2 separate regions of the Homo sapiens genome follow, and region 2 is linked to region 1. The links are chromatin loops, found by intact Hi-C in ENCODE. Cell type or tissue: psoas muscle. All regions are shown on one strand.

Region 1 (8,000 bases):
GTCATGTTTCTTATTCCAAAGATTTACAATACCTCAGACAAAAGTTGAAGATTCCATAGTAATTCCTTGTCTAGCTCTTCATCATTTAATACATCATCATCTAAAAACAGCAAAATACTATTAGGGGGAAAAACCTATGCATTCAACTAAATATAGCATTTTAAAATACTTCTATTTAATATTTCCAATAGCTGAGGAAAACCTCTTTTAGGAAGACTTTTTATTTCTTCTTCATGAAGCTGAGCTTGTTCCAAAAGGAGGTAGAAACAGAATTTTCAAGAAAATAAACACACCAACCAAGACTTCTGCCCCTCTATATCTCACAAAATAACTGATATTTTTGAAGGTAACCTCTGAATGGTGGTTGTATAAGAATATTAATAAAGTAACATTTTTAAGCTACTGCCAACCTGGATGATATCTTTTTTGGAGACAAATTTTCCCCAAATTGCCAATCAAAATATTGTGAAGCTAAAGGAATCTGTTGTCATTAACAGAGTTTTAGAAACCAAGAAAAAAACTTATCCAAAATTGTAAAGAGAGAATAATGACCTTATGACTTACTCATTGTAAGCTGAGTTATAACACTGCAGCAGTGGGGAACAAAGAGCTTCAAAGATTCTTCTGGGCAGCACTGAAAATGTATTTGTATAAGTAAGGCTTTTTTGAAAGGCAAATATATACAAGATTATATTTTCAGTGGCAGTAAAAGGCTGTAAATAAGCAGCTACTGAAAGAACTATGCATTTTAAGCATAGAAGCACCTCTAATAATTAACCATATAAACTAGTTGATTGTTGAGTCATTAATACATCAGTTCAAAAAAATAAACTCACCTTTACAGCAGCGCGGCACATGTCTGCCACCATGCGACCTGCTACTCTTGTTTCAAATATATGTGAAGTAGAAAAATTAAAAACCTTCTGAAGGGCCACCTGTTAAGATATGAAAATGTTTAATGAGCATTTTTTAAGAAAATTAAACATCTTACAGAACATAAAAGAAAATGATAAATATATTTAGACAATTCCAAAAATAAGCCCATAGGCAATTTTTAACCATCTGATTTTATAAGAATTTGTTTAATGATGTTACATTCAGGTCTAAGAACAATCTTTGCCCACGATCCTAACTTGAACAAAATATTTTAGGTACTGGCTGGATGTGGTGGCTCACACCTGTAATTTTAGCACTTTGGGAGGCTGAGGCAGGAGCATCACTTGACATCAGGAGCTCAAGACCAGCCTGGCCAACATGGCGAAACCCTGTCTCCACTAAAAATGCAAAAATTGACCAGGCATGGTGGCGCATGCCTGTAGTCCCAGCTGCTCGGGAGGCTGAGGCATGCGAATTGCTTGAACCCGGGAGGTGGAGGTTGCAGTGAGCCGAGATCGCGACACTGCACTCCAGCCCAGGTGACAGAGTTAACAAAAAAAAAAAAAAAAAAAAAAAAAAAAAAAATTGAGGTACAAGATTTCACTTGCCACAGAAACCCTACACATAAAATTATACCTGGTGGAAGCAAATGCAATTTAATTGTCTTTCTGGCTAATTGAATATAACAAAGGGAATTTTTTGGAATACCTAATACAATTTGTCATCCTGACAACTACAAACTAGACATCTATCCTTACCCTAAAAGAACTGAAGCAGTCTGTTTATTTTACAGTCATGTCACAAAACTTTAATTTACTTGCTCAATGGAAGAATGAGTTCTATACCTGGGTTAACAATACTGAAAAGTATAAACAACTCTTTTTGGTTAAATAAGAGATGATTTGTGTTCATTTCTTTATACTAACATAATCATAGTATTTATTTCACACAGCTATAAGGCAGTTTGGCTTCTAGGATTAACATATTTAACAGTGATAATTACAGATGATGGGAGAAGAAACAGAAATGAAAATAAAGTGTAGTCTTAAAGGCTACAGATAATAGGTACCACATTACAAATAATAGGTACCAACCAATATTGAATTAGTGAATGCTTACTGAATGTCTTATGAAGATAACTACTTCTAATCCATCAGTTAGTCTTAGGATTTAATTTCTATCATGGGAGTGATGTCATAAGCAATTTCTAAAACTCAGCTGAGTAACTGTTTTTAATTGTAAAATTAAAAAATACAGTTGTTTCTTTTTTTTATTTATTATACTTTAAGTTCTAGGGTACATGTGCACAACATGCAGGTTTGTTACATATGTATACATGTGCCATGTTCCTGTGCTGCACCCATTAACTCGTCACTTACATTAGGTATCTCTCCTAATGCTATCCCCCCTGCGACAGTTGTTTCTTGTTGTTCATGGTAGTCATGTTCTATAAATTTGCTGTGACCACTGAACTAGCAAATACTGAACCATTGCTCCCAGGGGAAATACAGGATTATGTTCCTGTGAACCTATGGTGACAACATTTTCATCAACTGATCAATACATAATCCTAAGTGTGATTCTGTTTACAGACAACTTATTTAATACATATTGTTGATTCACTAACATTTAATCCGCAGTCAACAGCAACATAACTCATGCCTGTTGACGCTTACCTAGCACAGTGTTTTTTCCATTAGGCACAGCACAACTCTCTTATGCTTAGGAACCCTCAACCACTTTAAACAATAAACTCTTGGGAGCCATTTTTGACATTTTTAAACAGCAGAATCACCAATAAGAAGCAAAAAAATGTAAAAAAGTGGCATTAAATAGATCGCAAAGGGGACAGTTGTTTAAGTGGAGCTGGATATAAGACGGCAGAGTGCCTCGTTTGCTCTCAGCTGAGAACACATGGCATATGTGAGATCAAATTTAAGTAACTGAATTTTTGTCAGTCGCAAAAGCTTGATTCTCAGGTTGCAAATAGTTAGAGCAAACAGGTAAATTTGCAAATACGAAATTTGCAAATAATGAGCAACTGTACATTTCTTTAAAACTTTAGTATGAATGTAAATGATAAACTGCATGATATACACAAAGTAACTTGAAGTCAATTTTAAAACATCAAATGAAACTTAAAAGCTGGAAGTTTATTTTTTGCAGCAATGTTCTTACCATAAATATTTCTTTGGAACATTGGGTGAGGATTGTACTAAACGTAGAAGACAGACCTAATTCGACCAAACTCTCCAAGTGTGTCATTTTCTCAGTTTCTGTCTCTTCTCTTGTTTGCTCCAATGTGCTACTTTCTATAAGTCCAAAACATCTAAATAATCCAAACAAAGCATAATTTCAGCAACTAAAATCTGGTTTGACATTTTTGGTGGTCATCAGGTAACTCTCTATTGTCCTAATTATTCAAGTGATAGCTACTTAATTTCTACGTGGTTCACAAATCGATTATCCTTTTATAACTTCAGGAGCACCAGTAGTAGCTAAATAAAGGTTATAATGCAGAAATAAACTAAACTTTCTGGGATAGAAGAGTCATTTTCTAGAATTTCAGCTAAACGTTGGTGTGGGTTACAAGCTCACCTGTCCATAAACTGTAAGACGAAATCCTCAAATTCAGCTGTGGCTGAACAAAGTTCTCGTTCCACCTATAATATCCCAATATGGAGAAAGATTACATATAGCCTTTGTTTTTTTTTCCTGAACTAACAAAACTCAATTATTGCCTGCCAAATGTATCCACACTAAACCATTATATTGGGTACTATGAGAAACAGCACCATGCTAGACTTCATCTACTACTTTCAATTTAGAACAACTTCATCTACTACTTTCTAGGAACCAAAGAAAGAAGAAATTAATGTTATTTTACAAGGGCCAAATACAGAAGTCAAGCAGCTATCTTTATTATAAATTCAGTTTTCAAACTGCTGATTTTTGCAAAGTCTAGTCTCTCACTACCTGAATGTCCAGAAAAATATAAACAATAACATGCTCGCGACTGGGCACGGTAGCTAGCCAGACACTGTGGCTCATGCCTGTAATCCTAGCACTTTGGGAGGCCGAGGCAAGCGAATCACTTGAGGTCAAGAGTTCAAGACCAGTCTGGCCAACATGGCAAAACCCCATCGCTACTAAAAATACACATATACACAATTAGCCAGGCATGTTGGCACACGCCTGTAATCCCAGCTACCCGGGAGGCTAAGGCACAAGAACCACTTGAACCCAGGAGGCAGAGGCTGCAGTGAGCCAAGATGGCACTACTGCACTCCAGCCTGGGCAACATGCTTGCAATAAAGAAAATAGTTCTGGGGGCTGGGTACAGTGGCTCACATCTGTAATCTCAGCATTTGGGAGGTCAAGGCGGGCAGATTACTTGAGGCCAGGAGTTCGAGACCAGCCTGGCCAACATGATGAAACCCCATCTCTACTAAAATTACAAAAAATTAGCCAGGCATGGTGGTGCATGCCTGTAGTCCCAGCTACTCGGGAGGCTGAGGCAGGAGAATTGCTTGAACCAGGAGGTGGAGGTTGCAGTGAGCCGATATCACATCACTGCACTCCAGCCTGGGTGACATAACAAGACTCCATCTCAAAAAAAAAAGAAAGAAAGAAAGAAAGAAAGAAGTTTTGAAAGAGCCAGACAGAAATGAATGAAGAAAATCTTTCTTCATTAAATGTCAATCCCTTGGACAGATTTATTACTAACCTAAGATGATAGAAAAATAAAATATCACCATCTTTTGCTTAACAAAACATTGAAAAGTGACATAAAACTGAAATACACCTCCAGATGTCAGATGTTTATAGAAACAGCCTATTTTTGAGCCACCTCCTGTGGTGGGTGCTCTGTAGACTCTCTTGCCAATGATGTCCTGGCCCTCCATATGTACCATTCTAGTCACAAAATAGTGATTTTACTTCCAAAGTCGTTTCTAAACTGTCAAGTGTTACTATGCATATGCAATAATAATTAGAACATCTTAGCCCTTTTATAACCATAAAATACCCTTACTTCTGTGAGGTCATTTCTTTCTTGTAGTACAGATGAACAATCTACTAAAGGCACCAGAGTAGAAAATGTTGCTATGAACTGGAATGTGATCTGTGGAAACATACAAAGGATTTTCAACATTACATAATTCTAATTCAGAAATACAAGTATACCATGAACTACAATAAATTACCCCAATAAATTATCTTGATCAAAATCCCACAACAGTTTTTCTGGGTATTCCTCATTTAGAATTGAACACTGTAAGGTTCTTCATAATTAACTAGCTGTCGGCCGAGCGCAGTGGCTCACACCTGTAATCCCAACACTTTGGGAGGCTGAGGCGGGTGGATCACTTAAGGCCAGGAGTTCGAGACCAGCCTGGCCAACATGGTGAAACCCTGTCTCTACTAAAAATACGAAACCCAGCCAGGCATGGTGGCGTGTGCCTATAATCCCAGCTACCCAAGAGGCTGAGGCAGGAGAATTGCTGGAACCCAGGAGGTGGATCACAGTGCAATGAGCCGAGGTCGCGCCACTGCACTCCAGTTTAGGTGACAGACCAAGACTCCGTCTCAAAATAAATAAATAAATAAACAACTGTTACTTTAATAATTAAATTATACAACATTTATTTTCATATTTATATTAGGCTTATGCACAAACTTCTCCAACCTTTTGTCACTGAGAAGTTTACTTTGCCTCCTACCTAAATACGGAGTGTATAATCACCAATATACTCACCATGCATTTACTAAAGTCATTTGGATCCACCCCAGGCAATGCTCTCATCAACAGAGGTAGCATATGTGTAGGACCTTCAGGAAACCATCTGCCTCCTGATACCAAACTGCGGGCTACTCCAATTACACAACTTAAAGTAGCTGTGAGCTGGTGAGGTTCTGTTAATGTCTCTAATGCAGGATATGTTCTACAGTTTGAAAACAGAATTTTTAAAGTCTCCATCACAGATATGCATAATACCATAATACATTAAATATAATAAATTCATAAACTGCACTTTGACTTAAAGGCTTACAGTTAGCAAAATACTCAGAGTGAAAATCTGCAATCAAAGTTAACAATTACAGTAGCCCCGTTATCTGTAGTTTCCGTAGTTTCAGTTAACAAAGGTTAACCAAATATTTGTGTCCTGAGAACGAGAGACCATATTCACATAACTTCTATTACACTGAACAATATATTTTTATAATTGTTCTATTTTATGATTGTTTTTAATCTCTTACTGTGCCTAATTCATGAATTAAACTATCACAGGTATGCATGCATGTGAAAAAACACAGTATACATAGGGTCCAGTACTATCCATGGTTTCAGGTATGCACTGGGGGTCTTCAAACACATCCCTCACCAGTAAGGGGAGACACTACTGTACACAAATAAAGGAAAGATACACAGATTATTTATTGCACATGTCCCCAATCCCCTGCTACCTTACCAACTCTTTCCATGCCAATTCCACAGTGAAAAAAGAACACAAACTGGTAGAGGCCAGGGTGTGATGGCTCACACCTGTAACACTAGCACTTTGGGAGGCCAAGGCAGGCAGATCACCTAAGGTCAGGAGTTTGAGACCAGCCTGGCCAACATGGTGAAACCCTGCCTCTACCATGAATACAAAAATTGGCGGGGTGTGGTGGTGCATGCCTGTAATCCAAGCTACTCGGGTGGCTGAGGCAGGAGGATCGCTTGAACCTGGGAGGCGGAGGTTCCAGTGAGCCAAGATTATGCCACTGCACTCCAGCCTGGGCGACAGAGCAAGACTCTGTCTCAAAAAAAAACCAAAAGAACATCAACTGATAGATCCTGCATGATTTCAGCCATCCTAATCTATATTATACTAATCTAACGGTCAGTCAGTGGAATAACAAGTTACAGATACTCTACTCTTTCTTTCCCCTGACCACCCCCAACCCTGGAGTCAGGGTTTTACTCTGCCCCAGGCTGGAGTGCAGTGGCCTGATCACAGCTCACTGCAGCCTCCACATTGCCCAGATCAGGTAAACCTCCTGCCTTGGCTTCTCAAGTAGCTGGGACTACTGGCAAACGTTACCACTCCCGGCTAACTTTTGTATTTTTTTTGTAGTGACAGAGTTTTGCCATGTTGCCCAGGCTGGTCTCAAATTCCTGAGCTCAAACAATCCATCTTCCTCAGACTTCCAAAGTCCTGGGACTACAGGCATAAGCCAGCCTAGCTGCTTATTTTTTTTTTTTTTAATGGAGAAAACATACCAAACTCTTTAACAGAAGCTTTCTTGGAGATGTAAAACTAAGTGTCTAAGATTTTTTTCTACATTTTTAGTTTTTAAAAAAGTTTTGCTTTTATTAAAAATAAAATCTTTGGCCAGCCATGGTGGCTCACACCTGTAATCCCAGCACTTTGGGAGGCCAAGGCAGGCGGACTGCTTGAGGTCAGGAGTTCAAGATCAGCCTGACCAACATGGTGAAACGCCATCTCTACTAAAAATACAAAAATTGGCTGGGCATGGTGGCAGACACCTGTAATCCCAGCTACTCGGAAGGCTGAGACAGGAGAATCGCTTGAACCCGAGAGGTGGAGGTTGCAGTGAGCTGAGATCATGTCACTGCACTCCAGCCTGGGCAACAGAGCAAGAGTCTGTCTCTAAATAAATAAATAATAAATAAATAAATAAATAAATAATAAATTTTAAAAGGTGATGCCACTTCAAAACAGCACCAAATTACAACTGAAAGTCTCAAAAAATGTCATTGTATTGTCAATTTGGTCTATTAAATATTTATCTTGGCCAAGCATTCAATATCACTTAATATGCTGATATTACATTTGTCCAAAATTTTAGGACTAAAGAAAAACGTGATAGGTCTATTTATTTATAAGCTTTGTTCTTTCTACTAAGAATTTAGCTCACTATTCATAATTAATCAGCTGAAAATAACAAAGCAAAGGGGAACTAAAGAAACATCAAAAACACTCCAAACTTCAAAATGTTAGCTAAGCAAACAGATGAAGTCCCTCCTCTCCAGGGAGCATCAGGGAACCTAACATTAACTGTTGGCTTCTGCTACTCTGTGGAGGCCAAGAAGCAAAGAATACTGGGGGTTGAAGACG
Region 2 (8,000 bases), 1.3 Mb after region 1:
TCATTTGCCTCTTCTTTCCAGGGTTTATTTACTCATTGTTAAAACCCAACATCTCATCCTAGGTTAAAACTAAGTACCAATATCACAAATTTTCTTTTAGGACTTATACTATTTATTCATACACCTAGGTCAGTGACCTAGTAGGCTCTCAATAAATGTTTACTTAATGAAAGGACCAAACAATCTTTTAATCTACTTACTATCACTAGACATATCCTCTCTTTAGAGAAATCACACAAAATTCTACGAGGTAATTCTGTGGTTGCATTTCATCATCTCTGTAATTTTCTCAGGTATCAAACAGAAATTTTAAAAGATACAAAAAAGTTTTGCAATCCACAACGTACTATTACGAAAAAGTACATTCTGGCCGGGCACGGTGGCTCATACCTGTAATCCCAGGACTTTGGGAGGTGGGTGGATCACCTGAGGTCAGGAGTTTGAGACCAACCTGGCCAACATGGTAAAACCCCATCTCTACTAAAAATACAAAAATTAGCCAGGTGTGGTGGCAGTCACCTGTAATCCCAGCTATTCGGGAGGCTGAGGCAGGAGAATCGCTTGAACCTGGGAGAAGGAGGTTGAAGTGAGCCAAGATTGCACCACTGCACTCCAGCCTGGGCAATAAGAGCAAAACTCCGTCTCAAAAAAAAAAAAAAAAAAAAAAGAAAAGGAAAAAGTACATTCTATGTTGATGAGCTGGAACTTAACCGGTACCAAGAGAAGAGGTGTACAAAGCATGATCTAATGAAGTTATCCTATCTCAACCAATTGCTTTGTAATGGGATCCCTGGCAAATTTATCCCTCTCTTTTTGCATGTATTCCCTAGAATCATTAAGAACATAGTACATCATACAAAGGCAGTTTTGAGGAATTAAAAAGAAAAGAGAATAACATTGGAAGCTAGCAGATCCAAATTCCATATGCAGACATACTGAAAATTAGTGTATAATTGTATATAATTAGGGAGAGTTCTGGCTGCTGTCTGAGTCTTAGTTTTCATGCTGTAAAATGAAAGAACTGGACTAGTTCAGTAACTCCCAACCTTTTAAAAATCTTGCCAGTAAATCTGGGGGTAATATGACACACTTTATCGAGTACATTTTCTCAGTAAGGGTAGGGGTACAGTCATTTCAGAATAAAAATCAATATACCGAATGTGTAACTTTTTTTTGAGACGGAGTTTCGCTTTTGTTGCCCAGGCTGGAGTGCAATGGCACAATCTCGGCTCACCACTACCTCCACCTCCCGGGTTCAAGTGATTCTCCTGCCTCAGCCTCCCAAGTAGCTGGGATTACAGGTATGTGCCACCATGCCTGGCTAACTTTGTATTTTTAGTAGAGACAGGGATTTTCCATGTTGGTCAGGCTGGTCTCGAACTCCCAATGACCTCAGGTGATCCACCGGCCTCGGCCTCCCAAAGTGCTGGGATTCCAGGTGTGAGCCCCCACTCCCAGCCTAGAATGTATAATTACATGTGTGGGTATTTATTATTATAACTTTTAAATGAAGAAATAAGGGAGAAGATGGTTAAGTGATTTTCCAAAAGTCTGAATTTTATACATTTGATCAGATAAGAACTTATTTAAAGCAGAAGGGAAAGTTTCTCTTTAGAGAAGAATTCCACATAATAAATTAACAGGAAATAACAGAATATAACCACTATGCAACTCCTAATGAATTTATGTGATGGATAGATCGAATTTCATTATTCTTTTCTTACTTTTGTATCTGTTTAAAATTTCTATGATAAAAAGTTGAAAAAAAAAGGGCATAGTAGAGGAAAGATTGTACCTGTGGTCTGTACTTATGGTCACAACTCCCAAGTTGAATCCTGCTATACTCTTCCTATTAGTTATAAGTCTGTGGGAAAACAATTTATCTTTGAGGCTTATCTGTAATACACGTATAATAACTCTGGGATTGTTGTGAAGACTAAATGAGCTATATGTAAATGGCCCCAGAACTTTGACTTTATGTAGTAGATCCATTAAGTCAGCCACACAGTACCCTGTGCATCTTTGGCATGCTGAATAGATTCTACAGTTTGTTTCATCACTCCATCATCTGCAGCTACAACCAATACGACAATGTCAGTGACCTGAGCACCTCTGGCTCTCATTGCTGAGAAAGCAGCATGTCCTGGAGTATCAAGAAAAGTTATCTTTTCCCCAGAAGGCAGAGAGACTGTGGAAACAGAAATTCAAGAACATCAAGGATTCAAACATGTACTTCCTTAATACCAAAGAATATATGCGACATTATCAGAAACCATCAATAATTCTTTAAAATAATTTTATTCCTTCCATTAATCTTAATCAGAACACAGATCATCATTTCACAATGAAAAGTGATAAAATGCCAGTGAGATTCTTATGGGTTTTTTTCCATGTAAAAATTTCAAACTAAAGTCTCCATAATTCTAGAACATAACTACTTTCATAAATGTATCAACTGATATATCTATTTTAGAGACAGAACAGACCAATTGTTGTACAGGCAGCCACCCTCACATTAGCAAATCAGAGTTGCACAACTCCCTGAGCCACAGAGAGGCAATTTAGTAGGCAGTAGCTCACGATTTGAGTCCATTGACCTTGGGTTTAAATCCTGGCTATGCTACTTACTGGCTATATACTGTGGGAAAGCTGCTTAACTCGAAGAAGTATCGGCTTCCTTATTTGTAAGTGCAACTATTAATACCTACCTTATGATGTTGTTGTCAAGATAAAAAAGACAAAACATATAAGGTGCTCAGCACAGTACTGGAAACATGCTAGGTGCTCGTAAATGGGACTATTATTTAATTATTATCAGCAATATTATCACAACCTAGCAAAGGAAGTTATATAAACATAATTAATAAAAAAATTGTAGACTCATTAAATCAAACTAAGAATGAGCTAGAATTAAAAGTTAACACAATTTTCAGCCAGGCGCGGTGGCTCACACCTGTAATCCTAGCACTTTGGGAGGTCAAGATGGGCAGATCACTTGAGGTCAAGGGTTCGACACCAGCCTGGCCAACATGGCAAAACCCCGTCTCTACTAAAAATACAAAAAAATTAAGCCAGGCACGATGGCTCACACCTGTAATCCCAACACTTTGGGAGGCTGAGGCAGGCGGACCACAAGGTCAGGAGTTTGAGACCAGCCTGGCCAACATGGGGAAACCCTGTCTCAACTAAAAATACAAAAATTAGCCAGGCACGGTGGTGCACACCTGTAGTCCCAGCTACTTGGGAGGCTGAGGCAGGAGAACTGCTTGAACTGGGGAGGCAGAGGTTGCAGTGAGCCAAGATTGCACCACTGCACTCCAGCCTGGGTGACAGAGTGAGACTCTGTCTCAAAAAGAAAAAAAAAAAAAAAAAAGTTAACAGTTAACACAATCTTCTTCTTATAGAAAGTACAAAACACAGCTTTACTAACCACTTGCTCTACATTTCATCAAACTAATGACTGCAAGCTTTAGCCTTCTCTTGTACTTTGAATTTGTATATTTCATACTATGACATTTAGTTTAAGAAAATAAGTGGGGTTCCCAAGCACATTGTAAGGTAATTTGTGTTCATACCAAGAAAGGCACCAATGTGCTGAGTGATGCCTCCAGTTTCCACTGCTGCCACTTGAGTTTTTCGAAATTTGTCAAGTAATGTCGTTTTCCCGTGATCAACATGGCCCATTATAGTAACAACTGGGGACCTTGGGGTTAATAAAGCTGGATCTGCCTGGGGCCTACAATTAACAGCAAAAGAGTTTCATTTCTTAAATATCAGAAATACTTTATAGCCTGTGAATTGGTTCACATTTATCCCTGTGAACTACCATTAACAATAAAACCCAATATTCAGTGTGGATTAGACCTATTTCCCCCTCCTATACATATGACAGACTATTTAATAACTGCCTACCTACCTGTGGTTTGCATTTTCATAACAATGAGCAGAACTGAATCAAATTTGAAAATTCAGACCAATGTATACATTCAGCAAATTTTTAAAAAATCCTTAAAGTTTTATAATAACTTGAATGTATAATACACTTTCTAATGCTTTAAGTACTTCGAAGTTTATACACACATATCTTTATTACAAAAGAAATTTTAAAGCAAATCTTTCCATTAAAAAGTGTAAATATAACTATGTAGTCTCCCCCAAACCCTGCCAGTATATACAGTTAAGTTTTACCTTCTTACAGCATCTTTATTTTTTCTGACTTTGTCCTGTTTTAATTTACTCCACTTTAACTTCATCCCTGCCTTCGTTATCACTTCTTTGATCCAGACTTCATCTAAATGTGAGTCTGCTTCCAGTGAATCTATGTCAATATCAGTGTTCAATAAAGCTTCATATACATAATCTGATTGGAATAAAATAAAACCTTTTAGGATCATTAATTAAATGCTCAAGAAGTAATCTCTATTAATAAATGTCTATATAAACAGTACACTCAATGAGAGGAATAACTATGCAAACTGTTTCTCTAATATTAACAAATCACAAGGAAGCTAAAAAATGTTTTTTAATTATTTAAAATATGATACATTTCTATTAACTGACTTTTCCGCATATTCATAAATATTTGAATATTTATGTATTCTAAGCCATCTGAATCATCAATAAAACATTAAGATAAATTTAGTATTTATAATAATTGATTGTAGTCTATTTCTCTAAAAATTTAAGGTCACAAATGTCATGTATACACGAATGTGTGTGTGTATATACAATCAATTGCCATTATTTGCAATAATTATGTTCTATAAAGTCACCAAAACTATTGAATTAGCAAATATTGAACCACTGTTCTGAGGGGAAATATAGAGTTGGGTTCCTGCAAGCCTTTAGTCACATTTCATCAACTGATCAACACATAATTTTGTTTTATGCATTTCTGTTTAAAGATACTATATATATATTTATATATAGTATTATATATAATATATATTTATATATCTCAATATGATATATTATGTATAATATATATATATAAATCAAATATGTAAAATATTTATATATAAATACATATATTATATATATATATATTTGATTCATTAACATTGAACTCATGGCCAATTGCACTATAACTCATGCCAGAACAAGCTTATCTGAGATGCATATTTTCTCTGTAAGGCATATCACAGCCTTCTTGGGCTTAGGAACACTAGATAGGAATTCAGTACCACATTTAGGAGCCATTTTAAACAGCAAAATTACCAACAAAAAGCATAAAAATGTGAAAAAAAGTGACACTAAATAGAATACAAAAAGGACACTTGTTTGCAGTACGACAGCTGAAACAGTGTCACCTCATTCAACCTCAGCTTCAGAACATGCACAATGGACAACCCACATCTTTCACTGTTCTGCACATGTCCAATAATAACTGCAAGAGAACCTGAGTACTGATTTTTTTCTCTTTTTTTTTGGGACAGAGTTTCGCTTTTGTTACCCAGGCTGAAGTGCAGTGGGGCAATCTCGGCTAGCTGCAGCCTCTGCCTCCCAGGTTCAAACAATTCTTCTGCCTCAGCCCCCTGAGTAGCTGGGACTGCAAGTGCACGCCACCATCCCTGGCTAATTTTTCTATTTTTTGTAGACAGGGTTTCACCATGTTGGCTAGGCTGGTCTCAAATTCCTGACCTCAGGTGATCCGCCTGCCTCGGCCTCCCAGAGTGCTGGGATCACAGGCATGAGCCACCATGCCCAGCAAGTACTGATTTTTGAGCTGCAAATACATTTTGTTGAGTAGGTGAATTTTCAAATACAGAATCCACACCTAAAATAAATAATCCACTTATAATGAGAACTGATAGTATGTACAGACATACACACATATACACACACACACACACACACACACACAATATATATCTCTGAATACATGTATCCGCAATTCATTTACTTGTTTATGTATCTAGGGTGTCCAAAAAGTCTTTATTTTTTATTTTAAAAAAATTTTTGGCCAGGCACGGTGGCTCACGCCTGTAATCCCAACACTTTGGGAGGCCGAGGCGGGCAGATCACGAGGTCAGGAGTTCAAGACCAGCCTGGCCAATATGGTGAAACCCTGTCTCTACTAAAAATACAAAAATTAGCTGGGCATGGTGGCGGCACCTGTAGTCCCAGCTACTCGGGAGGCTGAGGAGAATTGCTTGAATCCGGGAGACAGAGGTTGAAGTAAGCCGAGATCACGCCACTGCGCTCCAGCCTGGGTGACAGAGCGAGACTCCATCTCAAAAAAAAAAAAAATTTTTTTTGAGACAGGGTCTTACACTGTTGCCCAGGCTAGAGTGCAGTGGCACAATCCTAACTCACTGCAGTAGCCTCAAATTCCCAGGCTCAAGCAATCCTCCTGCCTCGGCCTCCGTTATAGCTGGGACCACAGGTGCCACCACTACATCCTACTAATTTTTTGTAGAGAAGGGTTCTTGCCATTTTGCCCAGGTTGGTTTTGAACTCCTGGTCGAGCAATTCTCCCACCTTGGCCTCCGAAAGTTCTGGAATTACAGGTGTAAGCTACTGCACCCAAACCAAAAACTCTTGAAATATAGGAAAAATATTTACTTATTCTCTTTTTCATTTTATTTAATGTGCTTTGTTTTAATCTCAGTCATGTTTCCCTGCGGATGATAAATAAATGTATCTGTGATGATAATGAAATAAGTAGTTTTATGTTCCAGACTTGCAGTCACCCTATAAAAATATATTTAAAGAGTAGATATGAAAGAAGGCAGCCGGGTGCGGTGGCTCACACCTATAATCCCAGCACTTTGGGAGGCCGAGGTGGGCAGATCACCTAAGATGAGGAGTTTGAGACGAGCCTGGCCAACATGGTGAAACCCCATCTCCATTAAAAATACAAAAAATTAGCTGGGCATGGTGGCACGCACCTGTAATCCCAGCTGCTCCAGAGGTTAAAGCAGGAGACTCTCTTGAACCCGGGAGGCGGAGGTTGCAGTGAGCTGAGACTGCGCCACTGCACTCCAGCCTGGGCAAGAGTGAGACTCCATCTCAAGAAAAAAATAAAAGGAAGAAAGCCATCCTCAGATAAGCAGAACATTAAACTAAAAGAACATCCTATTCACTGGTATGCTGGCAAATGTTTAATAACTATGCTCTCAAAAATAAATCTCTAATTTACAGTATTCTCCAATTTCCATGGTGCAAATATGCCCACCATGGTTGATTACAAGCTACCAACATAAAGTCACTGAATGCAGTGTTGGGAGTCTTTTTACCATATAGATATGACAGGCATAAATAACCTTGAGAACACAGGTAATTGTAAAATGCAATAAAATAACTGGGAAGTGAAGAGTTGGTTTTGTTTGTTTGTTTGGGGTTTTCTGAGGCAGGGTCTCAGTCTGTCGCCCTGGCTGGAGTGCAGTGGCACAATCTCAGCTCACTGCAACCTCTGCCTCCCAGGCAGTCCTCCCACCTCAGCCTCCCAAGAAGCAGGAACTAGAGGCTCACATCACCATACCCAGCTAATTTTTGTATTTCTTTTGTAAAGACAAGGCTTCATCATGTTGCCCAGGCTGATCTCAAACTCTTGGGCTCAAGCGATATGTTTGCCTCAGCCTCTGAAAGTGCTGGGATTACAGACATGAGCCATCGCACCCAGCCAGTGAGTTTCTGAGTTTTTACTACCTTTGTGACTTAATTTTTTTAAATGGTTGTGTTTAACAACCAGCTCAAATAATTCCTTATAATTTAGCAATAAGCTCACAAACTGATGCAAGCCAGCACCAGCAAGCCACTGATTGTACTCCACAATAATGCCAAGAAACGATTTCCTATTTATCTTTCTACCACATGCTTTCCCAAGGAAACACATTTTAAGAATGATACAACTCAAATTTACTATGTGAATATGCTCTCAGAGAACTGTAAAACTATTTCAAAACAAAAATTATGAGTTGGTCAGGCATAGTGGCTCACACCTGTAATCCCACCACTTTGGGAAGCCGAGGTGGGTGGATCACCTGAGGTCAGGAGTT

What was found. Hi-C counts contacts between places; a loop is a spot of excess contacts. Peaks named below come from ENCODE experiments on the same cell type or tissue, not always from the same donor. Only the 100,000 strongest peaks of a DNase experiment are listed, where the experiment ranks them.
Region 2: a loop joins it to region 1, with 5 times the contacts of the local background. A loop is called at or near these places in 1 of 110 quality-filtered maps.

What each region holds. Positions count from the first base shown.
Region 1 is chr2:53,922,485-53,930,484 of GRCh38, forward strand. PSME4 (proteasome activator subunit 4) reads right to left here. Exons shown (of 47, transcript NM_014614.3): 11 at 5,633-5,819; 12 at 4,910-4,999; 13 at 3,475-3,539; 14 at 3,055-3,205; 15 at 837-935; 16 at 565-634; 17 at 33-100. Among named protein-coding and RNA genes, the nearest start is that of PSME4, 45 kb to the right of the region's middle. In psoas muscle, no CTCF peak of the experiment used is centred here; a DNase peak (open chromatin) is centred at 3,988.
Region 2 is chr2:55,250,466-55,258,465 of GRCh38, forward strand. MTIF2 (mitochondrial translational initiation factor 2) reads right to left here. Exons shown (of 16, transcript NM_002453.3): 6 at 4,189-4,360; 7 at 3,576-3,736; 8 at 2,012-2,188. Among named protein-coding and RNA genes, the nearest start is that of MTIF2, 15 kb to the right of the region's middle. In psoas muscle, no CTCF peak of the experiment used is centred here; no DNase peak of the experiment used is centred here.